Linked DNA regions of Homo sapiens: all the other regions are linked to region 1. A link is a loop called in an ENCODE intact Hi-C map of the cell type or tissue named here. Cell type or tissue: PC-9. All regions are shown on one strand. Region 1 holds the start of LOC105375566 (a long non-coding RNA gene). Region 2 has its middle 46 kb from the start of AOC1. Region 3 overlaps AGAP3 (ArfGAP with GTPase domain, ankyrin repeat and PH domain 3). Region 4 has its middle 39 kb from the start of NUB1. Region 5 has its middle 4.5 kb from the start of GBX1. Region 6 overlaps ACTR3C (actin related protein 3C).

Evidence for each region. A loop is a pair of places that touch in the nucleus more often than their neighbours do. Peaks named below come from ENCODE experiments on the same cell type or tissue, not always from the same donor. Only the 100,000 strongest peaks of a DNase experiment are listed, where the experiment ranks them.
Region 2: a loop joins it to region 1, with 8 times the contacts of the local background. A loop is called at or near these places in 7 of 110 quality-filtered maps.
Region 3: it touches region 1 in a loop (21-fold over the local background); 12 of 110 quality-filtered maps call a loop at or near these places.
Region 4: it touches region 1 in a loop (11-fold over the local background); 2 of 110 quality-filtered maps call a loop at or near these places.
Region 5: a loop joins it to region 1, with 19 times the contacts of the local background. A loop is called at or near these places in 8 of 110 quality-filtered maps.
Region 6: a loop joins it to region 1, with 8 times the contacts of the local background. A loop is called at or near these places in 2 of 110 quality-filtered maps.

The regions. Positions count from the first base shown.
Region 1 is chr7:150,776,813-150,781,812 of GRCh38, forward strand. It overlaps LOC105375566 (a long non-coding RNA gene), which reads right to left and starts at 4,317. Exons shown (of 4, transcript XR_928163.2): 1 at 3,871-4,317; 2 at 2,083-2,273. In PC-9, CTCF peaks have their summits at 2,087 (motif pointing right) and 2,289; a DNase peak (open chromatin) is centred at 2,109; H3K27me3 peaks cover 815 bases.
Region 2 is chr7:150,896,244-150,901,243 of GRCh38, forward strand. No RefSeq gene overlaps it. Among named protein-coding and RNA genes, the nearest start is that of AOC1, 46 kb to the left of the region's middle. RefSeq lists an enhancer at 2,278-2,572 and silencers at 2,278-2,438, 2,456-2,515. In PC-9, CTCF peaks have their summits at 2,397 (motif pointing right) and 2,605; no DNase peak of the experiment used is centred here; H3K27me3 peaks cover 1,611 bases.
Region 3 is chr7:151,108,396-151,113,395 of GRCh38, forward strand. The region is part of intron 1 of AGAP3 (ArfGAP with GTPase domain, ankyrin repeat and PH domain 3); the gene reads left to right. Among named protein-coding and RNA genes, the nearest start is that of AGAP3, 24 kb to the left of the region's middle. RefSeq lists an enhancer at 1-445. In PC-9, CTCF peaks have their summits at 2,856 (motif pointing left) and 3,055; a DNase peak (open chromatin) is centred at 2,836; H3K27ac peaks cover 480 bases.
Region 4 is chr7:151,300,553-151,305,552 of GRCh38, forward strand. No RefSeq gene overlaps it. Among named protein-coding and RNA genes, the nearest start is that of NUB1, 39 kb to the right of the region's middle. RefSeq lists an enhancer at 2,782-3,640 and a silencer at 2,982-3,151. In PC-9, CTCF peaks have their summits at 3,077 (motif pointing left) and 3,279; no DNase peak of the experiment used is centred here; H3K4me3 peaks cover 350 bases; H3K27me3 peaks cover 5,000 bases.
Region 5 is chr7:151,169,738-151,174,737 of GRCh38, forward strand. No RefSeq gene overlaps it. Among named protein-coding and RNA genes, the nearest start is that of GBX1, 4.5 kb to the left of the region's middle. In PC-9, CTCF peaks have their summits at 3,000 (motif pointing left) and 3,200; a DNase peak (open chromatin) is centred at 2,974; H3K27me3 peaks cover 2,354 bases.
Region 6 is chr7:150,283,746-150,288,745 of GRCh38, forward strand. It overlaps ACTR3C (actin related protein 3C), which reads right to left. Exons shown (of 8, transcript NM_001164458.2): 5 at 2,622-2,795; 6 at 1,008-1,100. Among named protein-coding and RNA genes, the nearest start is that of LRRC61, 37 kb to the right of the region's middle. RefSeq lists enhancers at 2,755-3,256, 3,257-3,756. In PC-9, a CTCF peak has its summit at 2,583; a DNase peak (open chromatin) is centred at 2,626.

The DNA.
Region 1 (5,000 bases):
TTTATTTATTGATAATCTTGGTGCACACTAGAGCAATGTAATTTGGGAACTTATTTATGCATAATTTAAGTAAATGTGTCCAATTTCTAAGTTATTTGGGGTTTTCTTTACGATTTTTAAATTTTTAATTTTTTTCTACCCCTTCATGCAGTAATACCTGGAGTGAGTGAATTTTAAAATTCAAGTCCAAAATTATCTTCTCTCAAAATCCTAAGGACATTGCTCTGTTTGTTATCCAGCTTCTGTTAGGTCCGATGCCAATCTGATTCTTACACCTTGGTAAGTGACCTAGCTGCTGTTGTTATTATTGCTGCTGTTGTTGTTTGCGTTTTGGAGTCTTCTTATCCTTGGGGCTCTGGAACTTCATATATATGAGTCTAAGTGAGTATTTTTTTCCTACTTATTGTGCTTCCATTAGGCAATCCTTTTCGCTCTGCAAACCAAAGTCTTCCTTAACTCTGTGCAGCTCCCTTCCCATGCCTTCATATTTCCTCTTTCTTCTGTTCTCACTCAGAGATGCCTGCCAGTGGATGTCCAATCTCAGATGGCCCTCTTGAATTGTTAACTTTTCACTAATATTTTATGCCACTTTCTCTTTTTCATCATTTTCTAAGTAAAGGGTTTTTGGGGGGAGTTTAGTTTAGGTGGTTTTTGTTGTTTGTTTTGTTTTTTTGTTTGTTTGTTTTTTTGTTTTTTGAGACAGAATCTCACTCTGTTGCCCAGACTGGAGTACAGTGGTGCAATCACAGCTCACTGCAGCCTCACACTTCCCGGGCCCAGGTGATCCTCCCATCTATGCCTCCCACGTAGCTAGGATGTAGTCCCAAGCTACAAGTGCATGCCACCATGCTCGGCTAATCTTTGCAATTTTTTTGTAGAGACAGGGTCTCCCTGTGTTGTCCAGGCTGGTCTTGAACTCCTGGGCTCAAGTGACCTGCCTGCCTCAGCCTCCCAAAGTGCTAGGATTACAGGTGTGAGCCACTGCGCCCGGCCAATAAAGGGTTTTTTAACTTCAGCAATTATATTTTCAATCTCTAGGTAACTCTTGTCTTCTAATTGTCTCTCTATATAGCATGTTCTTATTGTTGATAGATGCACGAGACTGCCATAAACTATAGTCTTAATCTCACTGAAGATGTTATTTGGACTTTCTCCTCTTCTGCTGCTCTTAGGGTCTGTTTTTCCATCGGCTCATGCAGTCTTCTACTGTTCACCTGTGTGGTGAGCCCTGGCTTTCCATTCGTCCTTGCAAATGGAGTAGGTAGTCAGACACCTGCTGCCTCTGCCCTCGTGGAAACCCTCCTGGTACCCTTCTCCCCGCTGGGGCAGTCTGGTTAAGGACTCTGAGTCTGTCAGGCAGGGTTTTCAACCCCCATAAAGTCCAAAAAATGGGACTTTGTTGTGCAGTGTCACTGCCCTATTTAAACTTACCTCTCACCAGATAGATTGCCCAATTCTTCCAGTAAAGGGCTGTTTGCCTTGTCCTGACTGCACTCTGGCTTCTCTTGTGAACCAGGTCATTCGATGGATCCTAGGATGTCACATGGTTGTCTCGTTTTAAAGAAGTAAATGACCAAAGCAGATAGGTTTAGTCATAAAGCCAGAATGGTTCTAGTTAAAGATGATGGAAAGGATCCAGGGGAAGTCTTCAGTTTTAAAAAATTTTAATGATTCTATTTAAATTTTTTTTTTGATTAGAGAATATTCAAAACATACAGGTGGGCAACACCTCAAAAGTACACCCACACACACCTCACCTTCTAGATGCTCGGTTTCCCCCCCTAGAGGCAGTCAGTGTTGCTACTTTGGGTGTTTCCATCTGAAACTATCCTACGCGTATACAAACAAATAAACATATATTTACATATTTGTGTGTATTTGCATACATTGCAAAGAATATATACAATGTTATGTTACACAAGTTTTTGTAACCCGAATTTACTCATAAGGGGGTGATAAATTAGGGGAATGACGGCGGTATAACGTAGAGGCACATTAGTGCGTATATGATTTTCTTCCCAGTACTGTGTATTATACAATGTTTTATCCCAAGAAACACGAAGTTCACTATTCAGCTCTTACCGGCAGGTGGCGCCCTCTGGCTGTACGTGATGCCCACTCCCATCTCCTTTCTCTTGGATCAGTTCTCCTCTGTCTTGGAGGTACTTTTCCATGCTTCTGGCTCATCTTTGCACATTTTCCGCTTGTGTCCTTGACTCAGCTGACTTCACTCTTCCTTACAGCTCTTTCCTCAAGCTAACTTCACCTTATTTCTAAAAGTAAAGAGGTTTCTTTTTTCTTTTTTATTACAGTGTTTCTACATTTATAAGAAATTTAACTTGTCTTCTCATTGTACTAATATCTGTATTAAGACTGGTTTTTTGCTTTTGTTAGCGCTCTTCACAAAGCACTAATTTTCAACAACGTGATCCAACCATAACTCTCTCATAAGTCTGTTGTTTTTAACATGAAATATTTAAGGAATGCAAGATTTTTCAGCAATATATAAATGTTACAGCAGAAATGTCCATACTGTTCCCCACCACCACTACCCGCACTTTTAAAATAAATCATAGCACACTCTACACACTGAGTTCACTGAGTTGTGTTTGCTTTTTTTTTTTTTTTTAGATGGAGTCTTGCCCTGTCACCCAGGCTAGAGTGCAGTGGCACAATCTCAGCTCACTGCAACCTCCACCTCCCAGGTTCAAGCGATTCTCCTGCCTCAGCCTCCTGGGTAGCTGGGATTACAGGTGTGCGCCACCACGCCCAGCTAATTTTTGTATTCTTAGTAGAGACAGGTTTCACCATGTTGGTCAGGCTGGTCTCAAACTCCTGACCTCATGATCCACCCGTCTCAGCCTCCCAAAGTGCTGGGATTACAGGTGTGAGCCACCGCGCCCAGCCTTGCTTTTATTTTTTAATGAGATGAGTACATAAATAGCCTCTTCATGCTTTTTTCAGCTGCAGAGTGCAGGTATTAAGACGTAAATGGGATCTAGAATTCTGATTTGATTCTGTTTCTCTAGCACCGACATTAAGATAGACTCTTGGGGATCCAGTGTTCACAGGCACTGTTACTCCACCTGGATTTTGTCTACAGAGTGAATTATCTAAGACAAATAAACTATACATTTTATGTATATGTATATATAAATGTACATATACATTTTATGTATATGTATATATAAATGTACATATACATTTTATGTATATGTATATATAAATGTACATATACATTTTATGTATATGTATATATAAATGTACATATACATTTTATGTATATGTATATATAAATGTACATATACATTTTATGTATATGTATATATAAATGTACATATACATTTTATGTATATGTATATATAAATGTACATATACATTTTATGTATATGTATATATAAATGTACATATACATTTTATGTATATGTATATATAAATGTACATATACATTTGCAAAACTTGAGTTTATATGCAGCTTTTTAAGGAACAGAACACTTGCTTGAAGTGAGTTTCCCCAAAGTATCTGAATGCCTGCCACACTCTCCTCTCCCCCATTACATGGTATTTCCTCACAGTTCAGATTGGCAAGTGCACTTGGGGTCACCCCAGACACATACCTTGCTCAGGAGCCTCTGAGTGCAGCTCCTAAATATCTGGGGCCTACAGCCTAGACAACCCACTTAAGTGCTAGTTACTATACCTAGTCTCTCAGCCTATTATAATTGGGACTCTTTCAACCGCACATGTCGTAAGCAAAAGATTGCTTAATGATCGTATACTAAAATGGTCAGGACTCAATCTGGCTTCAAGCACTGCTGAATTCAGAATTCAAGCAATACAATCAGGTGTGAGTTGTTTGTTGTTTCTCACCTGTCAGCTCTGACTTCCAGGTTGTCTTCATTCTGAAGCTCCTGGGGTGGTCTTTGGCAGCTCCAAGTGGACTTTTCACAGGGCAATGATGGCTGCCACAGCTCCAGCTTACATCCGTCTAGGTTCAAGTTCAGTGAGGAAAGCAAGAGCCTGTGATGGTGGCATAACCCAGAAGCCCTAAGATTTACTCTGATATGACCCATTCAGGCCATGTGCCCACATTTGAAACAATCTCCATGGCCTGGGGAAAATGATCTGCGGTTTAAGTTTGGGTCACAGGCTTTATCCCTGGAACTAAGGACAGAGCCCCACCATGAACACTTAGCCTGATAAAAAGGAAAAGGTAGGTCCAAAAATGGAAATCTGGGGCTGTTATTAGAAGAAAAGAGAATGGATGCAGGGCCATTTCTTGTTAGATTCTATGCTAGCACTAACTCGATGGTTCTCAAAAAAAATTTCCCCACCACAACAATTTCAACCAAGAATGGTGGTGTAACTTGAGAAAGTCCCTAGAGGATTTCACAACATCTCCAATTGCAAAAGTTCTCCCAGCTCACACCAAGAACCACTGGCCTACTCGATTATTCCCCAAATATGTCCTGTTGATCACATTGCAAACTGTTCAATACAAACGGCTTAAACAAACTCCATGTACAGCTGGAAAAAATAATTCATTCCATTTATTGATTCATCCAACAAATATTTAGAAGCTGTCCTCCCAACTCCCCCTAATATCTCTCTTGTGTATACAAGGCAGGAGGATTTGTTTGCCATTACAATTTATTGCTGACTTCCAAGTTTATATATACCAAATGCTCCTAAACTCCAGGCTAACATGTCCAAATGCCTTCTCAACATCTCAACCTGATCTCTAAAAATCCTCTCATATTTAACATGCCCCAAATTGAACTCCTGTTTTCTGTCATTTAAAAATGTTCCCTCCATAGTCTTCCATGTCTTGGTAATTAACAATACTTTGAAACAAAAACTTGGAAGCTGTCCTTTGCTCCCCTTCTTTTCTTACAACCCACATTCATCCTGTTTGGGAACCCTGTAAGTTCTGCTGCCCAAATATATTGAGAATCCAATCACTTCTTGCTACTTCCACTGCCACCATCATGGTCCAAAGC
Region 2 (5,000 bases), 120 kb after region 1:
AGAACACACACCTGCATCCAGCAGAAGAGCCAGTGTTGCATATCAGCCACCCAGAGCCCAAGGGTCCATGTAAGCAAAAATGGCCACGCCAGTGGGGCCACTTTTCCTCCAAGCCCCCTCCCCTCCATCCTGGCCCCAGGAGCATCAGCAGGTGTGGGAGAGGAAGAGAGGAGGGGACGGCCAGACCTGCCCCTCCCCAGGGTAGGAGCCTTGGACCTGGGGTCCAGCAGAGCTGGGAGGAGAGGCAAAACTGAACTGGATGTCAGATGTTGGTTGAACTTGACAGACCTGTTTCACACACAAACACAATCAAAAAACTATGGTGGGATCTGCGCCAGCCTGATTAAGGTGGGGAAGGAAGATCCAGCAAGACACACGGGTTGGGAATCAGGGACTGCTGGGAGACTTAGCACGGAGACACTGGACTTCAGGGAACTGGAAGCTGGGAGGATGGGTGAACTAAGAGATAAACAGGGTGGGTACTCCAGAGACAGCAATGCCCAGAGAGGCAGGGGCAGAGGGAGGGCGTGGAGTTCCCAGACCCTGCAGCCGGGTCACCAGTGGAAGCTGGGAGCCCTGGGGGCCTGTCTGTCGCAGCTGGAGAGAAAGGGAGAGAAGGTCCAGCCCCCTCTGTCTCATGCTCAGGCCTCCCATGGGTGGAACCTGGAAGTGTGGGAGATACCACTTGCAGGGGTCTGTCCCCACAAGACATGGCAGAGGAGGGAGAGGACAAGTGTAGAGTCTCAGGACAACAGATCCAGGACCAGCACCGCATGTAGAAAGGCAGTGAAAGGAAAGGGGGAGACCTCCACTTCGGCCCTGCCCCCTCCCTATCTAGCTCCGACTGGTCGGCAAACTGGTTCCCAGCCATGCAGCCCCAGGAAATGGCATTGATGGTGCTTGGACCCAAAGTCATGTCTGTGGGGTTCATCTCCTGGAGGAGGATCCCTGGCCACACCCCTTGGGGTGGACAGATCCCTCTCCCTGGAAATTCCCCTTTGGGGTAGGCAGATCCCTCCATCTAGCAATTTGCAGTTCACAGACCCCAGAATGCAGGGCCAGAGACAGGGACACTCCCAGAGTTACCCGGGACATCCCTGTATGTGTTTGGTTGTGGATCAGAGGAGGGAGAGGCTTGTTCAACACACAGCCACCTGCCCCTCACCAGAGACAGAGACCCTGGGGCTGGGGAGGAATCCAGTCCATTCGCTCCAGACACCCACCCCAGGCTCAGGAACAGTGCAGAAGAGAGACAGGGGCTGGCTCCGAGTGAGAGAGACACCCGCCATTCCCAAACCCTCTTTGCGGAGGACCACGAAGAACCCACCAAGCAGTGTAAGGAAAGAAGAAAACAAACAAGGACTTATGACCCGGGCCCACCTCTCACTCCAGCCCCAAGTCACTTCCCCTTCATGTAAAGCAGGTGTTATTTTGTTTGCGGCTCTTCAGCTGCCAGGTGGGGATGCAAATGAGAAAAGCTGAGACTCAGTTGTTTCACAGAAAGAAGAGGAAACCAGAAGATGTCGGGACACCAGAGCCTGTTGCTTTTCGAGGCCTTTTAGGATAGGGTAGCAATTGAAGGTGGCCTCAGAAAAGGATGATTGGGAAAGGGGGAGGTAACTGAGGTCCCCTCACCTAGCCTGGGGGCCCCTTCTCTTCACCAACACCTACAAACCCTTGGCCTCAAAACCCAGGCAGTGTTCCGGCCACCTCATGTAGCAAGGGGAGCCTGGAGACAGAGGACGGGCCCCGGGTCACACACAGAGTGGCCAGATTGGGTGGAGACCTGCGTGTCCTGGCACCAGGAGTCTCTCCACGAGCCTCTGCAATTTCTCAAACTTCAGTGAGATGAAGACTCATTTTTGCAACTTGGTCTCTATTTGCTGCACTGTTGGCCATTTCAAGCTTGTACCCGCAGTCAGCAAAAGGAAGTGTTAATAAGCTCGCCCACATAAACCCACTTTGCCCACTGCTCAAACCACCGCAAACCAATTTTTCCAGGCTGCTGCCAGGTTAGGCTCCCTTGGTGTTAATTTCCTGCTCAGTAAAGCAGTGAGTCATCTCCCTCCCTTCTCTCCAGCTCTCACTATTGCTCTGAGACCAGAGTCTGCAGCAGAGGGGTCACATGGAATCCTTTAGTACAGAAGTTCACGACCTGGACGAGGAGACGCAGGGACCGCCAACTGGCTCCTTGGAAACTGCCCGCAGTTGATTCCGAAAACACACCTGAGCCGAGAAGCTCCATGCAATCTGGAATTCCTGGAGTTCTTGTCAGCGTCCACTGCCATGCAGGACTCTGGGGCACTTGGCTTGTCATTGGCTAAAAGATGGGCTGGGTTCGAGGTGCAGATAGCTGCATTTTAGCCGCTGGTGCTGTCTCGCTTGGAGGAATGCTGTCTGCCACGCGACCACCAGGTGGCGCACAACACCTCGCGGCGACTGGACCGGGCACGGCTGCCTCTTATTAATCCCGCGGAGAAAACAGAGGCTGGAAATGCCCCCGGGGTGAGGCTTGACCAAGAACGGCAGACTCAAAATGGCTCCCTGTGGACCAAGTTCAGCTGAATGGAACAGAAAAATGTGTTCACAGCGGCTTCAACAAGAGACAGTCGTGTTTCTCTGTAAACACAGTCCTGAGTGGCTTAGGGGCCCCATGAAGGCCTAGGGCACGCAGCCTCCTTCCTCCTCACGGCCTCCACCTGGGATGTAGCCCCCAGCCTCCTAGTCCACGGTGACTGCCAGAGCTCCAGCCATCTCATACAAGTCAGGCAGTAGGATGGAGGAGGGGACAGAGAAGGGTATGGCTACCTTCACTGTGCTTTGCCGGAATTCACAGACATCACTTGTCTTACAACTCATTGGCCAAGCCTTAGCCATGGAGGCTGGGGGTGGGCTCTTTTGCTGGGCTTTGCCACCCCCAAGTAATTTCAGGCTTTAGTTTAGAAGAAGAATATGAGGATGGCTATCTCACGGCGACGTCAGCCACATGTGAATATGCGCCACTGGAGTTCCCCTGCGCCAACCCAGCATATTTCCCATTCCCTGGAAACCTCAATAACTGGGGCTCACTTCCTGCCTGCCCCTTAACCGATTTGACTCCCAAATATATGTCCCATGTCCATATTCTTCTCTTACACGCCAAGACCTGTACCTCTACCTAAACGTCCTGTGAGAACCTCACACTCCACATGTCTAAGCCGGTTTATCACCTCCTCTATCCCCTGCACAGGCCAGCCCTTCCTCCTGTGCTCCCCAGCCCAGGGTCTATCATCATGTCCCTTGACCCAAGCCAAGAACCGAGAGCCTAGGCACCTGCTTCCCTCCACACAGCCCCTCTGCCATCTACCCGTGAGTCCCACCTTCCCAGCATTTCCTGAATTCGTTCCATCTTTCCTTTCCCCATGATGACTTACTGCTCATCACCCTGAGACCCCAGTCTCGCCTCCATCAGACCAACCTCAACGCGGCTTCCAGAGGGGTTGCTCTGAAATCCAGATCAAACCCTGTCACCCTTCTGATTGAAGCCTCCATGGCTCCCAAAATTTTCAACGTGATTTATCAAGACCTTGAGAATCTGACCCATCCCTACATCCTCCACGTATCAGTTAGCATGGGGTAAGCATTTAACATGTGCACAAACCAGGCAGTGACTCCCTCCGTCCTCACAGCTCCTCTCTGAGGTGGCGGGTGACAGTCTGGGTTATTATTATTCAGCAAATACTCACACTCCTCCCGTATAGACTCCCCTGCTCATTGATGTTGGACTTGACCACCTGACGTGTTTTGGCCCTGGGGCTGTTGGAGGATGGAACTAGCAGAAGCACTCCATGCGCCCACATGGCCTGGCTCCTTCTTTCCACTCCAGAAGTCCAGGGTAAGAAGAGCTTCCTCCAGAGAGCCTCTGCTGTGCCCCAGGACAAACTTGGTGCAACCACCTGAACTTGCGTCAAACCCAGGCTACCTACAGCCTAAGGCAGGGCCGTCCAGCCACACCTATCCTGGATCAGCCAAATTATAGCCATCTGAGACCTGTGAGTATGAGAGTAATTAACACTGGTTGTCATAATGCACTGAGTTTGAGAGCTGTTTGTTATTATGATTATTATTTTAGAGACAGAGTCTCTCTCTGTCTTCCAGGATGGAGTGCAGTGGTGCAATCACAGGTCACTCCTGCAGCCTTGAACTCCTGGGCTCAAGCAGTTCTCCCACCTCAGCCTCCTAAATATCTGGGACTACAGGTGTGCACCATGCCTGGCTAATTTTTTTTTTAGAGTAGGGGTCTCACTATGTTGCCCAGGCTGGTCTCAAACTCCTGGGCTCAGTGATCCTCCTGCCTCGGCCTCCCAAGGCGTTGGGGTGACAGGTGTGAACCACGGCACCTGGCCTGGGCAGCATTACTTTGACAAAATTATGACATCCTCATTTCCAGCCACACCAAAACTTGTTTCCACCTCAGGGCCTTGCATCTTCTGATTCCTCTGCGTCTGCCTCTCCTGACCTTAAAAGGTAAACCCAGCGCATCCAGTTCAAATGTCACTTCCCAAAGAGACTTTCTCCACGGCGACCCAGCCCCCACAGCCCTGTCTTCTGCCCTCACTGTTGCTGTAGGGAATTGCCTTATGCACTTGCACTTACTCTGTCTCTCTCTCCAGTGAGAACCCAGGCTCTGTACCATGGAGCACTCGCGGGTACCGGGGCCTCTTCCCTGTGCTTACCCAGCTGCTCTCACCCCTGGCCTCACTTGCCTCTCTGCCTCGCTGGGTTGAAAGCCCCTGGCTCATTTTTACACCTCCAGGACCTACACCTCTGGGACCTGGAACACAGCAGGCCCTCAGTAAACCTGGAATTCCAGTCGACTCTGGTGTTTCCAGCTTGCTGCGGGGAGGGCACCTTCTTTCTGGATGGAGGGGACCCTAGCCTGCTTCTGGACTCTGGGTGGGATGGAGGAGTCTCCCAGTTTAGAGACACTTTTCTAGAGTCCAGACTGGCCTTACTCTGTG
Region 3 (5,000 bases), 330 kb after region 1:
TCCTTGCACTGCTCTCGGTCCTGTGGCTCTCTCTGCCACCCGCACCCCCACCAGCACCTCTGCCGCCTTCTCTCCCTCAGCTTTTCCCTGGGGAGGAGAGGACCAAAGTCACTGGGGAGCTCTCAGACCGACATCCTGACCTCTGGAGATGGGGCAGAATCCCCGGGCCTCAGAGCAGCCTTCGGAGGGTCCCAAGGATGTAGGCTGGGTCCTACGCCAGTCCAGACTGCCAGCCGCGTCACCTTGAGGCAGGGTGGGGCAGAGACTTCAGTCTGCTTGCCCTGAATGCACTTAGTAAGCACTCAAAAAATAATGTGAAATGATGACTTAGAGGCCCAAGCTCCAGCCTGGGATTCTGGAGTCCTGGGCCCTGCCCAGGCTCTGTCACTGCTGGGCTGTGTAACTGCAGGCAAGTGACTTCCCCTCTCTGGGTGTCAATGCCCTCATCTCTAAAAGGAGAGGATGAACCAGAACACGAGTTCTGAACCTGGAACCCATGGCAGGGATTAAGGGGACTCGGACCTCCTCAGAAAACACCTGTGTGTTCTTCCCAGTATGCACTAGCTTTTCTGGAGAGCTCATAGCTTCCTAGGGCTGTGGTAATAAACCATTGTAAACAGGGTGGTTTGAAACAACCTAAGTCTGTTCCTAGCTGGCTGCGGTGGCCCATGCCTGTAATCCCAGCACTTTGGAAGGTCAAGGCCAGTTGATCACTTGAGCCCAGGAGTTCTAGACCAGCATAGGCAGCATAGTGAGACTCCCACCTCTGTAAAAAAAAAAAAAAACAAAAAACAAAAAACAAAGAAAACAAAGAAAAAATAGCTGGACATGGTGTTGCATGCCTAAAGTCCCAGCTACTTGGGAGGCCGAGGCAGGAGGATTGCTTGAGCTTAGGAAGTCGAGGCTGCAGTGAGCTGTGATTGCCTGGTTAACAGAGGGAGACCCTGTCTCAAAAACCAAAAAGTTTACTGTGTCACAGTTGTGGAGGCCAGATGTCTGAGATAAAGGTGTGGGCAAGGCCACGCCCCCTCTGAAGGCACTAGGGAGAGATCCGCCCCACACCTCTCTTCCTGGCTTGTCGATGCCGTCTTCTCCCTGCATCTCTTCACATTGACTTCCCTTGGTGTCTGTCGACATGCCCAAATTCCCCCCTTTTATAAGGACACGAGTCAGATTGGATTCAGGGCCCACCCTACTCAAGTATGACCTCATCTTAATTACATCTGCAACAACCCTATTTCCAAATAAGGTCACATTCTGAGGTCCTGGGGGTTAGGACTCAGGGCTCTCCAGGGTCCTCCGTATCTCTGAGGTCTCTTAGAGGGGAGATGGAGGGACCAGCCCAGGAATCAAAGCCAAGCTGAGGGGGAGCTGCTAAGGTTTCATGGGCTGACTGCATCTGCCTGGCTTTCTGATGTGGAGAGGGCTGGTTTCAGTGATCCCAGCGTCCACTCTGGCTCTCCCTTGCGCAATAGGAGCAGCTCCTTCTGTTGCTTGCCCGCTGCACGCCAGGCACCATGCGGCCCTCCATGCTCACAGGGCTGGCCTGCACAGCACCTTTAGCTGGAAGCTGGGCCATTCCTAATTTACAGACAGACCTGAGGTTAAGGAGACCGTGGCTGGTCACCCACCAATAGGTGCCAGAGGCTGAACTTGAATCCAGCTTTCTCAACTCCAGGGTGCGCCGTGCCTTTCAACTTGGGGCCTGTGCAGATTATTTTGCCTGTGCCTGTGACTTCTCTCAAAAGACTGGCCCAGCCAGGGCCCATCTCTCTTAGGCCTTCCTCCCCACAAAGAGGCCAAAAGCCCTGGGAGCACAGTGCATGCTCAGCAAAGACTTCCACTCATTCACTCGGGGAATCATGGCCACCTTCATGTGCCTGGCAGAGTTCTGTTGTGGGGGCACTTGCTGACAGTGGCAAGTGTTAGATGATGTTAGCATGGTCACTGAGATGGTCAGCCTCCCAAGGAAGGGATGCTTCAGCCACGGTCCAAATGCCTTCAGGGACAAGCAGGGCAGAGGCCCGGGAGGTGTCAAGGCTGGATGGGGATGGAGGCGGGTCCTGGGGAGGGTGTCAGGTGAGAGCAAGCAGGTAGTCAGGAGCACACGGGGCACTGGAACAGAATAAGGGGATTGGGTGCCATTCTACGCCAGCTGGAGAGCCATTGCAGGGCTTTGCTGAGAGGTGACCAGGTTCTGGTCTGAAGAGGTCCGCCCCAGCTGTAAAGGAAATCACTTGGCAGTGGTGGTGATGGAGGCTGGAGATGGGAGACCCCTAGGAAGCTGATGTGGTGCTTAGGCCCGGGAGGATGGTGGCTTGCCTTTGAGTTGAAGAAAGGAGCTGGTGATGGATCTGGGCCACATTTAGGAGGGAGCGCCACCAGGACTGACACGGATTGGGCTGGGGGAGTGGTAAGGAAGGGAATGGAGGGTGTTACTAGCAGGCTTTTGGCTTGTGCGGCTCCAGAGCTCATGTGGTGCTGTTGAAAATGGGGGATGCTGGAATGGAGCTGTTAGGGGTGGAATTTAGGTCCATGGCTGCTGCTGCAGCAACTCGAGTTGTCTCGGGACAGCTGCTGGGACACTTAGGGAGGACTGTGGCCCCACTGGGGAGGCATCCTGAGCGCTCTCCCCCCGCCCCCCGTCTTCTCCTCTGATTCCCTAAGCTCCAACTTGGAGAGCCTGCTGGACACCAGCCAGTCCTGGGGGGCGAAGGGGTCTTGGTGTGGCCCCCACTGCCTCCCGGGCTCAGTGGCGGGTGTGTGGCCAGCCCTAGCATCCTGCCAGCCTTCCCAGCCACTGCCTCAGCCCCGGCTGCAGGAAGATGTTTTGCTGCCACCTTGTGGGCAAGAAGGGCCTGACTGTTTGGGAGGGCCACGGTGGTTCTGGGACCACACCTGGCTGCTGGTGGTTCTGCTCCACACCCTGCGGAGCTGGCCACAAGCTCCGGCTTTCAGGAGAAGGCTTATCCATCCTCCCTCATCTCCTCGAAAGAAATCTGCCAACTCCCTGTGGGCCACGTGGGCTGCAGCGGGCACAGCCAGGGCTCACCAGTGGATCAAGCAACACACACCTGGAGGCGACCAGTTCCCACATCCTCAGGACCAGCTTTCTCTTTCTGGCAGGGTCTCACACCTCACACCTGCCCAGGGGTGTTCTCTCTCCCCGTCATGACCCCCCCGGCCCCTCACCCCCCTGTGCACACGCAAGCAGGGCACCCGAGGCCCAGGCCAGCACAGAAACTGGGCATAACTAGAGTCGGCTTCTCCTCCTGACATCCAGGTAGTCCACAGAAGGGGGTCTTGAGCCCGGCTTCTGCGCTCTCTGGCTCCGGGGCAGGCTGTGTTCGTCCTGCCCCAGGATGCACACTGCGGGCATTTGTGAGAGATTTCCTCTTAGTCCCCCAGAAACTGCCATGGAGCCTCTCAGCCCCTGAGAGTCACATTCAGTCCAGCGTTTCCGGTGGCCTTAATAAACAGAGAACTGACGTGAGGGCTTGTGTTGTGGGATTTCAGTACTGTTCGTGTAGTCCCAGCCTGGAGCTTTTTAGGTTTGTCCTAATTTCCTTCGGGCCCAGTAGGTAGTGGCTGTCTGTGTCGAGCACAGCTGTGTTTGCTGCGTGTCTTTGGAGCAGAATCTTATCAGGCACAACAGAGACCTTATCTCTGACCCTGGGCTGACCCAATGAGCAAAAGAGGTGTGTGCCTGCAGCTGTTCTCCTTTTCGGGGTCTTTGACTGGCTTGATGTCCTGAGACATTTATGTGGGAGCAGGTGCCCTTCCCTGTCTAGTTTCTCCGGGTCAGGAAAGTTTTCTGGGGAAAAGGACTGGGAAGGAGAGGGCAGCCAGGTGAGGAAGAGAAAGCTGTTCTGGGTTTGGGAGTTGACCCAGGTGGCACTTTCTCCTTGGACTGATTCTGCAGGTGCAGTGGGACTACATGTCTTCTGAGACTGTAAGATGTTCTTTTGGGGACTGGGATTGCTGCCTGCCTTCCCCGAGACGTGTGTGTGTGTGTGTGTGTGTGTGTGTGTGTGTGTGTGTCCAGCATGTGTGCAGCTGGGGCCTTAACCCCCTTCTTTCCCATCCTACTGTTCTCCCACTGAAAGAGGCAGCTAGGTTCTAAAGTGATCCATCCCCTGTCGGATACCGTGTCCCCATCCCCTCTCCGTCTCCAGAGGTCGGCTCCCATAGCTGCTGTCCTGTGCTTGCTTCTTATTTATTGAGACAGGGTCTCACTCTGTGGCCCAGGCTGGAATGCAGTGGCTCCATCTTGGCTCACGGCAACCTGGACCCTCTGGGCTCAAGCGATCCTCCCACGTCAGCCTCTCAAGTAGCTGGGACCACAGGCTCGTGCCACCATGCCTGGCTAATTTTTCATATTTTTTTTGTAGAGACGGGGTTTCACCATGTTGCCCAGGCTGGTCTCCAACTCCTGGACTCAAGTGATCTGCCTGCCTCGGCCTCCCAAAGCGCTGGGATTACAGGCGCGAGACACGGTGCCTAATTTTTTGTATTTTTAGTAGAGATGGGGTTTCACTACGTTGGCCAGGCTGGTCTCGGACTCCTGACCTCAGGTGATCCGCCTGCCTCAGCCTCCCAAAGTGTTGGGATTACAGGTGTGAGCCACCGCGCCCGACCCTTTGCTTGCATTTTCACTGGCTTGCAGGATGAGCTTGTGAGTGGGCAGCCTTATTCTTTGGCAGAACAGCCATTCCCTGTTGTGCGTGAGAGAGAGGGCAGATACACGTAGATAGGGAAGTCAAGGCAGAATGTGTTTCCTTTTGATCTGCAGCTCAGTGACGTTGGCCGGCTTCACTGAGTTGTGTTCTTGTCTCTGTACCTGCCTGGGGACCTGGGAAGGGCCCCTCTGCTGGTACTTCCATTGTGGGGGGAACATGCATCCCATACAGGAAGAAGCCGTCTTCACCAACGCTAATAACTAGTCCCACGGAAATACAAACTCACCACCAGGGCCTCTCCAGGCCTGGGAGATCCAGCCC
Region 4 (5,000 bases), 520 kb after region 1:
TGGGTCAGGCCAGGAGGGGAAATGCCTTAAGGCAGCGAAGCTTTCTCAGCATCCTCAACTCAGGTGGCCTGACTGCTTGGTGACAGGAGTTGAGGATGGAACAAACCATCCTGATGGTGGCCCCTGAATAAAGACTTCTGGGCCACAAGGGAACAAGGATGTGTTGAGTGACAGCATGGTTCCTCAGGCAGACCCGGGTCCAGACACCAACTGCACCACCTAATCGGCTGTGTGCCATTGAGGACATTACTCCTGTCCCTGTCATAGGCTGATAATGCCCCCCAGAGACACCAGGTCCCCATTGCTGGTACCTGTCAACCTTACCTTATTGGAAAAGGGTCTTTGCAGATGTGATTAAGTTAAAGCTTTTGACATGGGGACTGTCCCAGATGGTCCAGGTGGGCCCTAAATGTGGTGGGAAATGTCCTCATAAGAAAGGTAGAGGGACATTTTACACAAGGAGAAGACCACGCGAAGACGGAGTGGAAGAAGATTGAAAGACGCTGGCCATGCAGATTGGAGTGATGCAGCAACAAGCCAAGGTAAGCTGGCAGCCACAGGAGCTGGAAGAAGCAAGACTCCACTCTAGAGCCCCTGGATCCCTGATTTCAGAGTTCTCCAGAACTGGGAGAGAATACATTTCTGCTGTTCTAAGCCACCAAGCTTGTGGTAATGTGTTACAACAGCCACGGGAAACTAACTCATGCTGTATGCCTCAGTTTCCTCCTCTGCAGAATGTACAGTGGGCCCCTATGGTGGGGGAGAAAACCTAGTGGGAGGCTAGGAGGTGGTAGCTAGCAGGAACCCAGCCCTCCAAACTTGCCCACCTCCTCTCTTCACCCTCACAGTTGCAAGGTTTGTCCCAGTGGCCTTTGGTACAATGTGACCCACCTTCCTGGCCATGGTTGATGGTCCGAGGAGGTAAGCCAGAGTTCATCTGATTGACTCGGTGTCTCCCCAAGTGGCCAGGCCTGCAGCAAGCCTCCTCAGCCTTCCAAAGACACCCTGTTTTATGCCATGTGGGCCAGAGGCGTGGAGAAACCAGCAAAGGGAGAGAGGGGGAGAGGACACTGAAAGAAGGGCCAGGGAACAGGCAGTGTGCCCTTCCCCTGAGATGTGGCCTGGGGGTGCTGGGAGAGGTCCCATGGTTCCCCAGGCAGGTGCTGGGCGAGTTAGGTGAGCCTGCCTCAGGCCCTGCAACACGTCTCACTTGGAACCCCTGTCCAAGGCCATGGTCTACACCTGCACTGCCTGTCATCACAGCGAGGCCCCTTTCCTCTTTGGAGTATGTCTTCTCTGTGAGGGGAGATTGGTGCCCGTTGGATTGCTGCAGCATCCCTAGCACCTCGCACACAGTAGGTGCACAATACGTATTTGCCAAGAGGATAAATGAGTGAACAGAAAGATCTGGAGTGAAAATGGACAGTCTGAGGAGAGCGTCTGGCAGAAGCTTGTTTGACAAGAACATCACTTAGGGAGGCATTGGGTTCAGCGTTCAAGATTGTCATGTCACCTTGAATCCTCAGACCTGCCCTTGGTGCCACTGTACTGGTTCCAAGATCTGCGTCCAAGAAAGGTGAGGTCCTCTGCCCAAGACTGGCTGGCTTTTAACACACAGCTGGTCCTCAGCCTCAGCCTGTGACCCCACCTGCCTTGGAGCTCAGCGGAGTCTTCTGATGGAGATGGGAGACAAATACAGCGAGAGTGGTCCGGAACGTGGGCACCTCTCTACTCATGCTCATGGCTACCTTGTCTGTTTCCTTGGATGGACTGGCTCGGAAACACAGGTGGCATGAGAGAGGCGGCAGGACTGGAGGAGCCACGCTGCCTGGGGCCCTCCCCTGTGGCCGGTCCAGGGAGGAATAGCTCCAGGAGGGAGCCTCGTGGTGGCAGCTGAGGGCCAAATGAGCAGGTCAGTTCTTCGAGCACGTGTGACTATTGGAACAGAGCAACGACCTAAGGTTTAAGCCTTAAAAAGGGCATTGAAGTTAAGGGACTAGACACAGCAGCCCAAGAAGGGACCTGTTATCCACGGCACCACTCACCGTCCGGCTGACCGAGTAATGTTTGGAGACAAGAGAGGTCCCCAAGTGGGGAGGGTGTGGGTGGGACCAGGGCTCCCCAGCCTGTCCCTGCCCTCTCCATCCGACCTGGCTCTTCCCAAACCCCTGTTCCCCCAAATATGCCATCCTGATGCCCGCATGTGATACGCCGGCTCTCCATCTGCCTCTGGAGCAGTACTGGAGCAGAGCTCAGGGGGAGTCTGTCCTGTTCCTCTGCACACAGCACCCCAAGACTTTGCAGGGAAAACTTGTCACAAGGCTCAGATTCCCGTCCCCTCTCGGGCTCAGATTCCTGATCCAGGAACCCGCATTTGTTAAACGTGTGTGGTCACGACATAGGGACTATAATTTTTTTTCTTTTTTCTTTCTTTCTTTTTTTTTTTTTTTTTTTTGAGACGGGGTCTCCCTCTGTCGCCCAGCCTGGAGTGCAATGATGTGATCTCCGCTCAGAACAACCTCCGCCTCCGGGGCTCAGGTGATTCTCCTGCCTCAGCCTCCCGAGTAGCTGGGATTACAGGCTCCCGCCACCACGCCCGGCTAATTTTTGTGTTTTTGGTAGAGACACGGTTTATTCATATTGGCCAGGCTTGTCTCGAACTCCTGACCTCAGGTGATCCACACGGCTCGGCCCCTCAAAGTGCTGGGATTACAGGCGTGAGCCGCTGCGCCCGGCCGGGACTATACTTTTTTTAGAGTCCTTATTTTATAGAGTTCGGAACTGAGATATTTTCAGATGCAATGATGGATCGTCTGGGATTTGCTTTTAGAGAGAAACAGGCGGCGGGGCTCCGCTGGAGGTGTAAGAGAACCTGGACTGGCTTCTTCGTTACATCCGGTCTGCTTTTGAATGTATTTGAATTCTTTTGGAAACCATTTCCCGCCCCTCGGAGACTCTGAGGGAGGGGCGGGAGACCCAGGACCCTGGCCGGGTTGGGTTTGGCGTTGGCTGGCGGGCACCGGGGCTGGCAGGCGCAGGGGCTGCGGCTGGGCGGGCTCTGGCGCCACCTGGCGGCCGTCGCGGGACCGACGCCCCTTGGAGCGCCCCCGGGCCCGCGGAATCAGCCGCTGAGCAGCAGCCGGGAAGGGGCGAGGGAGCCCCACTCCATGCCAGGCACTGGCTCACGCCTGCTGCCCTGACCCTGGAGGCCCCTTCAGCGCAGCACCCCAGCCAACTGCGCTCTCCCAGGGTCCACCTCGGATTCTCACCCCCTACTCCCGTCAGAGGCCACTTGGCCCCGACAGTCCTCTGTGTGGATGACAGGTCACGACTTGACGATGGCGGGGTCCTCCTGCTGGGTGGGAGTGGGCGCGCCTGCGCGTACGGCACGGCCAAGCAACTCGCTAGGGCCCTGCTTTTTGTAATTTCAACCAAGTTACACCGTTTCAACAAGAGCTTTGTGTAGTAAGTTTCTTTCTTTCTTTCTTTCTATCTTTTTTTTTTTGAGGCAGAGTCTCGCTCTGTCGCCCAGGCTGGAGTGCAGTGGCGCGATCTCGGCTCACTGCAACCTCCAGCTCCTGGGTTCAAATGATTCTCCTGCCTCAGCCTCCCGAGTAGCTGGGATTACAGGCGCGCACCACCACGCCCAACTAATTTTTGTATTTTTAGTAGAGACGGGGTTTCGCCATATTGGCCAGGCTGGCCTCAAACTCCTGACCTCAGGTGATCTGCCCGCCTCAGCTTCCCAAAGTGCTGGGATTACAGGCGTGAGCCACTGCACCCGCCTTTTTTTTTTTTTTTTATATGAAGGACACCCGGCAGTGGCTCTCAGTGGGTCCCGGTGCTGGCGGGAGCGTGGGGGGAGCAGGCTCTGTCTGCGTGCGTCTTTTAGGGGTCCTAGGGCTGACTCCACCTGAGAACCCCGTCCGGGGCTGTGTTAAGCACCTTTTGTAGAACTGTATTTTTATTAAAACATCAAGGCCGGGCGCAGTGGCTCATGCCTGTAATCTCACCACTTTGGGAGGCCAAGGCGGGCGGATCACGAGGTTAGGAGATCGAGACTATCCTGGCTAACACGGTAAAACCCGTCTCTACTAAAAATACGAAAAATTAGCCCGGCTTGGTGGCAAGTGCCTGTAGTTCCAGCTACTCGGGAGGCTGAAGCAGGAGAATGGCGTGAACCCAGGAGGCGGAGCTTGCAGTGAGCTGAGATCGCGCCACTGCACTCCAGCCCGGGCGACAGACAGAGCGAGACTCCGTCTCAAAAAAAAAAAAAAAAAAAAATCAAATCCGTGTTCCTGTAAAACAAACAAACAAACAAACAAAAAGTTACACAGTTTAGAATCACGCTGTTACAGGAGATGTCTGAAAAAAAGCAGTTCCCACCTCCCACTTCCTGTCCTCCACAGCGGGGCTCTTAGCTCTTCCAGCTGATTCTCTTCTGTTTTGCCTCCATGTCTCTAAACAACAGATTTCCATCGTTAGCGTTTCCTACTGGCTACGGAAGAGGAGGACTTAACTCCTCCTCACACCCACCCCACCCCTCCTACCTCCTCATCCGCCACTGAATTCTTACCTTGGGTCAGATGGATGTTGATGGGTTAGGTAACTACTGTTCACAAATGAGCGGTGGACTATATATTAGGACTATTTTTCCTTTCTGCCACCTTTTTCTTTTCTCTGGATTTACTGATTGTCTTGAACTTCCTTTCACTTAGTTCTCCAGATGTTTATGGCTATTTTATCACCAAATTCTTCCCCAGCTGTGTAACTCTCCTTTTGATAAATTCCTGTCCGATAGTCTGTTCATTTCAGTGTTTTGAAGAACTCTTTCCCGGGGCTTCTGCCCTGCAGCCCAGAGAGGCCCTTGCCTCCCTCTTGGTTGGCCGACCCTGGTTCCTGGATCGTTTTTCTTGTTTCTTCCTTTATTCTCCCATTTTAATTGAGTACGTCCTTCCATAGCTTCCTGAAAAAAGATGCTTGAGAGGTAAAGTTTTGAG
Region 5 (5,000 bases), 390 kb after region 1:
AAGATGTCACAATGGAGAAAGAAGAGGTGCCTTAGCTTAACTCCAACTCACTACTAAAGAACTTGTCTAAAGATACTCTTCAGAACACCCCTTTGCTAAATTAACCAAGCACTTTACCATACCAACATGCAAGATGAAGCTTCAAAAGTATATTGTATTTTTAAAGTGAGAGGGCTTATCGGTGTTGGATACATAACAGAGGCTTACTGACTTGACAAATTGAGGCAACTTTGGGCTACAAAACTGAAATTAAACCTGTATGAGCAGTTACAGGATCAGCCAAATAAGGCATGAAGGAAGAACCATTTTTAAAAGTAATTGCATTCATTTATTGCATAGGTAATAAAATCACATAGTACCAAGTTCCAAAAGCTCAAAAGGATATATATTGAAACATCTCTCTTCCACCAGTCCCTTCAATAAAAGGCCACTTTAAGAAGCCTGTCACATTCTGGTATGTCAAGGACTCAAGATTAAAAGACCCTCTGATTGTATTAGCCAAGCACGGTGGCACACACTTGTAGCTCCAGCTACTTGGGAGGCAGAGGCGGGAGGATTGCTTGAGCCCAAGATTTGGAGGTTAGAATGAGTTATAATCACACCACTGTACTCCAGATTGGGTGAGAGAGGGAGACCTTGTCTCTAAAAAATGTCTTAAAGACCCTCTGGGCTGGGCATGGTGGTTCATGCCTGTAATCCTAGCACTTTGGGAGGCCGAGGTGGGTGAATCACCTGAGGTCAGGAGTTCGAGATTAGCCTGACCAGCATAGTGAAACCCCATCTCTACTAAAAATACAAAATTAGCTGGGCATAGTGGCACATGCCTGTAATTCCAGCTACTTGGGAGGCTGAGGCAGGAGATCGCGTGAACCTGGGAGGTGGGTTGCAGTGAGCCGAGATCGCACCACTGCACTCCAGCATGGGCAACAAGAGGGAAACTCCATCTCAAAAAATAAATAAATAAAATAACCCTCTGATCTTGAAGATATATGTCGCCTAGTTCATGCCAAGAGCTTATTGCTTAGAACTATACTCAGTAAAGTGGATTCTCTACTCAAGCTGGCACAGGAAGTACCTACTTTTTTTTTTTTTTTGAGATGGAGTCTCGCTCTGTTGCCCAGCCTGGAGTGTAGTGGCATGATCTTGGCTCACTGTAACCTCCTCCTTCCGGATTCAAGTGATTCTCTTGCCTCAGCCTCCCAAGTAGCTCTGATTACAGGCGCCTGCCACCATGCCCGGCTAATTTTTGTGTTTTTAGTAGAGACAGGGTTTCACCACGTTGGCCAGGCTGATCTCGAACTCCTGACCTCATGATCTGCCTGCCTCGGCCTCCCAAAGTGCTGGGATTATAGGCATGAGCCACTGCGCCTGGCCAGGAAGTACATACTTAAAACTTAGTGCCAACAAATCCCAGTGGGCCACCAATTCTGAACAGAGGCAGGTGAGACCTTAAGTACTTCTACTGACCTGGTGTGGTTTGTGTTTGTTAGATACTGTATTTCATAACCCATTTATATCCTCTATCTGTTCCCTTGCCATGCTAGAGATACGAAGTGTGACTTCTGTGAAGTCCTTGACATTCCGTAACATTGGCATACATAGTGGCAACTGCAGCAACCCATTTCCTTTCCCTGCCCTTTCATAGAACATAGAACTGAGGCCACATGGTAAATGGAAAGAAGCACTGGCTAAAGGAAAAAGACCTGGAATCAAATTCCTCTTCTGACCCCTCACTGGGCCCTGTGACCTTGACCCCTCTTTGACATCTCCATCTGTGAGGGAGAGTGATTAATATCTACTCTGGCTGGGTACAATGATTTATGTCTGTAATCCCGACACTTTGGGAGGCCCAGGTGAGAGAACCACTTGAGACCAGGAGTTCAAGCCCAGCCTGGGCAACATAGTGAGATCCCGTCTCTATAAAAAAAAATTTAAAAATTGGCCAGGCATGGTGGCACATGCCTGTAGTCCTAACTACTCAGGAGGCTGAGGTGGGAGGATCACTTGAGCCGGGGAGGTTGAGGCTTCAGTGCGCAGAGATTGTGCCACTGCACTCTAGCCTGGGTGACGGAGCAGGACCCTGTCTTACAAATAAGAACAACAAGGGCTGGGCGTGGTGGCTCACGCCTGTAACCCCAGCACTTTGGGAGGCTGAGGCGGGTGGATCACGAGGTGAGGAGATCCAGACCATCCTGGCTAACACGGTGAAACCCCGTCTCTACTAAATATACAAAAAATTAGCCAGGCGTGGTGGCAGGCACCTGTAGTACTAGCTACTGGGCAGGCTGAGGCGGGAGAATGGTGTGAACCCAGAGGGCGGAGCTTGCAGTGAGCAGAGATCACACCACTGCACTCCAGCCTGGGCGACAGAGTCAGACTCCGTCTCAAAAAAAAAAACTTTGTCTAGTCAAAAAGCAAGGGCAAGAGTCAATTGAATATGAAAAAACACCTTCCAAAACGAGTTCTTCCTGCACTAAATAGACAAAGAGTAGAGTGGCGAAGAAAGGAAGGGGACTCATTTTCCCTGAAATCCAGAGCACTCCAAAAACTACTTCACTCTCTCATCAGTATCAAGTACAGACCTTACCTCTGTCAAATCTGAACAGAGCTAGTTCCTTTCTTTACCAGCAAAAAACTATGATTCTCCTACTGAATTCCTGAACAGACGCATTATGGGCAAGTACCTGGTCTCATTGTCCGAAACAGAATTCTGAAAGTGCTGCTTTGTCCATATTCTCTGACATTTGGGAAATGCTCCTACAGAGGAATTTTATCTTTAATCTACCCTCTGTGCCCACCGCGGCCTCATCATCTGGCCTGACCTGTGTTGCCAACCAGCACCAAGGATGCTAAGAAAAAAACAAAGTATTCAAGTCAAAGACCACAAATCTATACCTCCAATCCACTCATTGGCCAGAGAAAGTCCTCTCATGGTGGGCAGCGTCGGGCCTGGCCGCGGGTGCCCTCTGGTGGCAGCAGCGCACAACTGCGGGCACGGCGAAGGAGGTGCGGGGTGCTGCAGCGCCCCCTGGCGACAGTCCAGGAGACGCGCCGAGGGCAAAGAAACCACTAACGGAGCATCCAAGGGCGAGCGCGCGGGACGCCTCTAGATGCTTAACTGTGAATGCACTGTTTGGGGACGGGGGGTTGTACGTGAGTGTCTTAACGTCTAGTGTGCGTGAGTGTAGGGTTAAGTATGTTTAGTGTGCCCCGGTACCCGAACCCTGTATTTCTGTTGTGTTAAATGTGTACAGTATGTATGAGCCCGCGCGTTCACACGCGGGTAGGTTGGTGGTGGGGAGGTCCGCGCCTCAGTGCAGGGCGGAGTCCTCACGGAGGCGTGAAATTGGTTTGGAGCAAACACATTACGAAAAGCAATTACCAGGGAGAGGTTCTGGGCCCGCGGGACCAACAGCCAGGAGGCTGGGGAGGGAGCGCCCTGGCTCGCAAGAGTCTGAATGTCTAACCCCAGTGAGGACCCTCCTGACATTGCCCGCTAAGGGGACAATATGTGAAGTTGTGCACAGCCCCTTCACAGCCACCACTCCACATCGCCTTTCTTCCCTTCCCCGTCCTTAAAAAGGCATCCCATGATCGCAGGCTCTCCAGATGTGGCCAGAAATCCTCCCCCATCTTCCTATCACTTTAGAGGAGGGTCCTTCTTCTGGGACGCCCTCCCAGATCTCAACCCCATTCCTCACCCTCCTCTTCATGCCCCCAGCTCCTGCTCCCACGTTTATCTTGCATTCATCCTATTGCCCCTTGTATTCTAACTGGTTGTTCACACCCTTGTTTCTCAGACTAGACTGAAGATTCACTGAGGGCAGGAGCGTGTCTCGTTCCCAGCAGGGCATGAAGCACCTAAAACCTGGGGACCCGGAAGCACACAGTGAACCAAGTGGGTGCGATCAAATAGAATTTCCATCAAAATCCACCAGCAGGACTCTCTCGGGCAAGTCATCTGCGGGAGTCGGGATTCCCTGGGAGCAGAGCTCCAAACTCTTTCCCGCACCAGCGAGCCCGCACTCGCATGATACCCAGACCTGCGCTCGACCTGGCCCCAGATCCCCGTGCCAAGGGCCACAGCCTCTGAGATGCTTCCTAGGCGGCTCCAGTGCCATCTCCCCAGCAACGGCCTTCTGCTTCCCGTTACTTCCTCGTCTTCCCCATCTTAGCATCTGGCACCACCGTCCAGGGGTCCAAGCCAAAAACCTGCGAGTCGCCCTAGACAGCGCTATTCTGCAGCCCCCTACATCCCCCCCAGCGGCGGCCCCCCAGTTCTTCCCAGGGATCCCGAATCTCGCCCGCCGCGACCACCTCTGGCCTGGACCACCGCCGCAGGTGCCCCCCGACCCACGCCCGCAGCCAGGACGGTCCGTCCTGCCACTCCTACTGATCTGCTCTACTCAGGTCTCAGGCTAAATGTCACCTCCTCAGAGAGCAGGTTTCCCTGTCACCGACTGCCAACCCCCCATCCCGCACGTCTCTCCCCGGGCTCGGCAGCACCTGCCGCTTCCTCCTGTGCGCCGCGCTCCGGCTACCCCGCGCAAGCGGACCCTGGTGGGGGCCTGGAGGGCAGTCCTTGCCCCCGTGCGGCGGTGCCTGAACGCAGCAGGCCCTGGAACGGCTGCGGAACAAACCATCGAGCACTAGGGCGTCCCCCGGGACCCCCACCCGAGCCGCGGTCTCCACGGGGCGCCCCGCAGGCCCTCGACAGGAGTGGGCCTCGCGCACCAGGTTCCCGCCCATGTCTTGGGGCAGCCGCTTCCTGCCCGCGAGGTGGGGCCTGTGCGGTCGGGGTCCGCCTGGGGTTTCCACAGCGAGGAGCCTCCACCGCTTGCCCACCCGCACCCGCGTCCCAGAGCCGCGCCCTAGTACCTGAAGCCAGACAGACCGGTCAGCCCAAGGTCCGTGAGGCCAGGGTGGGAATCCGGGCCCCCTCACTTCCTCTCCGCTTCTCCTCAGCCGCCTCTCAACGCCTAACCCGGCTTCGGGCTCTG
Region 6 (5,000 bases), 490 kb before region 1:
TGAGTGCTGTCAGTTGAGCCTGATTCTCTTCTCTGTACAATTCAGCGACCTGAGTCTGAGTAAGGCGAGTGAGTCATGCCACTGAGCTGACGGCGCGACTCACTCAAGCAAAGACTGATTAAAGGTGCAGGAAGGCTAATTGCCCATCACCTCCTGCTCACCATCTCAGGCTGTCAGTAGGATTTCTTTTTACTCAATAATCATATAGACTAGATTTTCCTCATTCCAGGTTTCAAAATTCCCTGAAATCTAAGAATTTTGAAAAAAATCATAATAATACATGAGCATATTCTATCTGACTGTCCCATTTTGGGCTCTAACCTCTATGTGATGACACCACATTGGCACCAAACCCAAATATGCATGAAACGAAACCAATGGAATTCACGGAAAGCATGGAGGAGGGCATCACTCTTACTTTCCATCGATATTTGTGGCTAAAACTGTCCACCTTAAAATATATCTTGTCAGATAAAAATAAAATATATTTACAATACTGAAATACTTCCAGTTGGCCGGGCATGGTGGCTCATGTCTGTAATCCCAGCACTTTGGGAGGCCAAGGCGGGTGGATTGCCTGAGCTCAGGAGTTCGAGACCAGCCTGGGCAACATGGTGAAACACCATCTCTACTGAAACACACACAAAAAAATTCGCTGGGCGTGGCGGCGTGCACCTGTAGTCCCAGCTACTCAGGAGGCTGAGGCAGGAGAATTGCTTGAACCCAGGAGGCGGAGGTTATAGTGAGCTGAGATCGCACCACTGCACTCCAGCCCGGGTGACAGAGCAAGACTCCGTCTCCAAAATAAAATAAAATAAAATAAAAATTCTAGTTAACTGAGTCATATTTCCATTTTCTCTTACAATTATATTGTCTTTAACAAATCCTATGAAACAGAAGGTGAAACAGGGATATTTACTAGTAATAGACAGTAATACCGTCTTCTAAGAATTATGGGCCTTTAATTGTGGAATGAAATCAAAGTACCTTACCCATGCAGCTCATACCTTATACAGCGGACGCCGCACATCGATGGGGCAGTTCTGTATTACTTCATCAACAACATCTGAGATGGACTCCATAGAGTCTGGGTTGGCAAACTGAATTGTATATCAATATAAAAGAAACATTACACATTTCTCTCAAATAGAACAACATGAACACTCCTTTAAAGTAACTTTAACAAATATACAATTTATTATAACTTAAAAGAATTCACATTGGAATGAAGGATATGTCAAATGAATCCCATGTGACTACGTGTGCGTGGGGTGGTGATGACACATTTCTCCTCATGAGGTAAAATGTATGGATTTAGTGAAGAAAAAATACCAACAACATCACAGACAGACCACCCCCACCCCATGAATACACAGTGATTCAGTCTACTAAGAGCAGTGGAGAGTATGTGCACGATCTACGTGACACGCAGTGAGAAACATGACTTTGACATATCATTTGACAATATTCGTATTATGAGAAAATTAGGATATAAGGAAAAAGAAACAGGTTCAATGAAAGATTAATTAAACCTGGTCTAGAAGATGCAGGGAAGTGTTTTGTTTAATGAGAAGGGTTTGTTTAACATGAAACAATCCACATGATAATCATGTTATTGAATAAACAGCCATAGATTCAATTCCATAAGTTAAATAAGCTAAAGTATAACGAATTCAACTCAATTACATTTCATTTGAAATATTTTAAAAATCAAAGTAAGCTTGAATGTGCACTCTCAGAGGAAGGAGGAGGATATTCAGTTGCTCACCAGCTGTTCACTGGACATTTGACTGTTCTATGTCCATTTCAAATCAATACTATTAAAAGTGAGCATTCACTAGATTATCATTGTTATTATTTTATTCTTCAGATTACTAGCGAGGAACACATTCTATGCTATTTCTCTGTACAAAATAGTCATATACACATCTAAAAACAAACAGCAGTTTGTAACCCACCTACTGAATATAAACTGAATTAGCCAGGAATATATACCAAAATATAAATAAAATGCATTATATGTAAATCTTAAAATGTGCCTCCTAATTACTGCTTTCTGCAAAAGTACTAATAATTCCTTATGACTACTAGTTAAAATGATGACATTTCTAATTCTTAAGATTATCTAAATAATAGAAATGCTGGCCTTAGACAGAAGCTTTACCTAACTTGCAGCAGGGAACAGAGCAGGACCAACTGTCCAGGGTTAAAATTAGAAGTTAGGAAGGGCAATCACCAAAGATAGAAAGGTTACATATTATCCCACTCTTATGCACAGGCAACCTCCATACAGGCCTTGAGAGTAGCTACTTGTAATGCTAGCATGTGACCACCCACAACCCTTGGAGATTACTTTTAATTCTATTATCATCTATCGCTCCTAAAAGTCTTCCTAACTATTTGTGGTATAACCCATCCTTAACTATTAAAACAGATAACCAGCTCTACGGAGAGGCAAACTGAACAATCTGTCAAGCAGACAAACTGCATGGGGGATGCAGAGAGACCGAATGACGGCCACCCTGCTCACAGGCCCTTCGCTGGGAACTGCTCTTTCTACACTCTGGGTGGCAGTATCGCTCCATCCCACACTTGAGCACACAAAAAAAGAAACACCTTACCTCCGGGTGAAAGAATATTTCAGGTCCCAGGAATCTTTCGTAACCAACGTCTATAACAAACTTCTTCTGGTTGATCGCATTGATACCCGTGTACTGTTTGATCCACTTCTGGGGATCCACATCATACTTGGCAAATTCCTTGACTATATCGGGGCAAATGTAACAGTATTTCTCCTGCATACACACACAAAGATGTTGCCAGGCATTAACAACTGCCCAGTGTCTCTGCCCTCAGACAAATAACCAGGAAGCCCATGCAGTAAACACACCCTGGGATCAGAACCGCCCCCACCGTTACTCTAGTGTGGATATGCATCAAGCCTCACATTCCATCGTCTTTCATGTTAGACATGGTTACACTTGGACTTCGGACAGGTAAGTCTGCTTTCTCTGCAACTCAGCTATTAATCTCAGCCTTGGTCTATCCAATTCTATCGCTATCATATCTGAAATGATGTCTACAGGTGTCTAGAAAGCACCTCGTCTTGCCTTGTTCCTCTCAGATGCCTCCTATGGCCTGCTCTGGCACCTCACTGTGGTCCACACTGGACCAGTGGACCCGTGCTGCGAGCTCAACTACCGAGTGCGGCACTGTCTACACCCTAAACCTGACTGTAGAGGCTTCTTTGGGTCCCATTTGGGTCCCAGCATGCCACAAGCCGGGTGGCCACTGTCAACCTGCTGGTTGTTAATCTGGTGTGGAGCTGGCCACAGCACTGTCATCAGCTCCACTGACACCATCTCTTTGCCTAGAGACAGTGTACCTTGTTGACTGGGTATTCTAAGTCCCTCAATCAACATAGATTTATTGTCTAGGCACTTGGGATACACAAGGTAGCGAAACACACAGATCCCTGCCAAGATTACACTCTAGCTGGGAGTCAGAAAACAATAAGCAACCATAATAAGTAAATGACATGGTAGGTTATAAAGTGATAGGTCCCGGGGAAGAAAGGAAAAGCAGAGTCAGGTGGGAGGACTGAAGCCGCCAGGATGCTGCTGCTGCTGCTGCTGCGAGAGAAGTCGCTAACGATTCCCACCCTGCACCGACAGGCAGCCTGAGGGATGCGAAGTGTTTCATGGGTATCTGGTAAGATGAATGTTCTTGGACACCTTTGTGTTGATATGTGTCCTTAGAGCTGGCCTCAGCATAGCAGCAGGTGACCCCCAGATACTTGCTGCCTACAGGAAGCACGAGGTGGGCCGCCCAGCTGGCGCTGAGCACACTGTGGAAGGAATGGCTCTCTCAAGGACCTCCAAAGACGCTCTCGTGGTATTAAGTTTAAAGTTTCTTAGCATCCCTGAAACATATTCTAATGCCATCTTCTGGGTATCTTGGATATACTCTAGCGGAATTTTAAGAAGACTGACAGGCAAGAAGTGCTACACAACCCTGTGTTCTTTGATGACACAGAGCAACAGGGTCAGCTGATTACAACCTCAAATCTACCAAGACTGGAGACAAAGGCATTCAGTTCTCCTCACAGGCCTGGTCAACATCCTACAGCATCTCAGCTTACTTAACTCAAATGCTTCCTAGGAAATGTTTCCATTGAGTTGGGTGCAGAGTAACAGGCTTAACCTTAAGGTTCAGGATTCATGCTGCAAGGTTGGTGTGCTCACGTTACACACTCCCTCAGGCCTGTTCGCGACCACAGAAGGCCATGGCAGTAAGGGGAAGCGGGGGGAGCTCTAAACCACGCCTTTCAGGATCTGTTCCTTCAAAGAGAGAAGTCAGGTGAGAACTAACAGGGCTACCCCACAGAGCAGGGCCAGGGCAGCTGATTCGGAGGCTACGAACAGTCTCTTTTACTCCCAGCCTTCACTGGGGGGAGACACATAGTCACATCGAGCACATCAGCCCAGATTTCAGGGTCCAAATTGGAACCCCAACAGCCCGTGAGGAGAGTTGAAGGCCCAGCATGAGGGTCAGGAAAGCCCCTCCTTGGCAGTGTTGCTCAGCAATCCTGGCGGAAATAGGGAGGACTCAGACTCACTGGAGTGGACCCTGGGCGTCAATAACAAAAGGCTCAATTCTTTTTTTTTTTTTTCTTCTTTTTTGAAATAGAGACGAGATCTCGCTATATCACCTGGGCTAGTTTCGAACCCTGGCTCAAGCAATGCTCCAGCCTCAGCCTCCCAAAGCCCTAGGATTATAGATGTGAGCCACTATGAAGGGGCTCAATTCTGACTTACATTTCTAACAGATTTGGAGTGGCAAGGGAGCTTGGATCAAATAGTCAAATATTCTTCCATGGAGGAAAGGCAAAGAAAGGAGAAGGTAACCCCTTAGGAAATATTTTAGTCTAAAAAAGAATATCTAATGATACCTCAGGAAACCTTCCCCTGAGATGGAAGGGACCACGTCTTCCCCACATC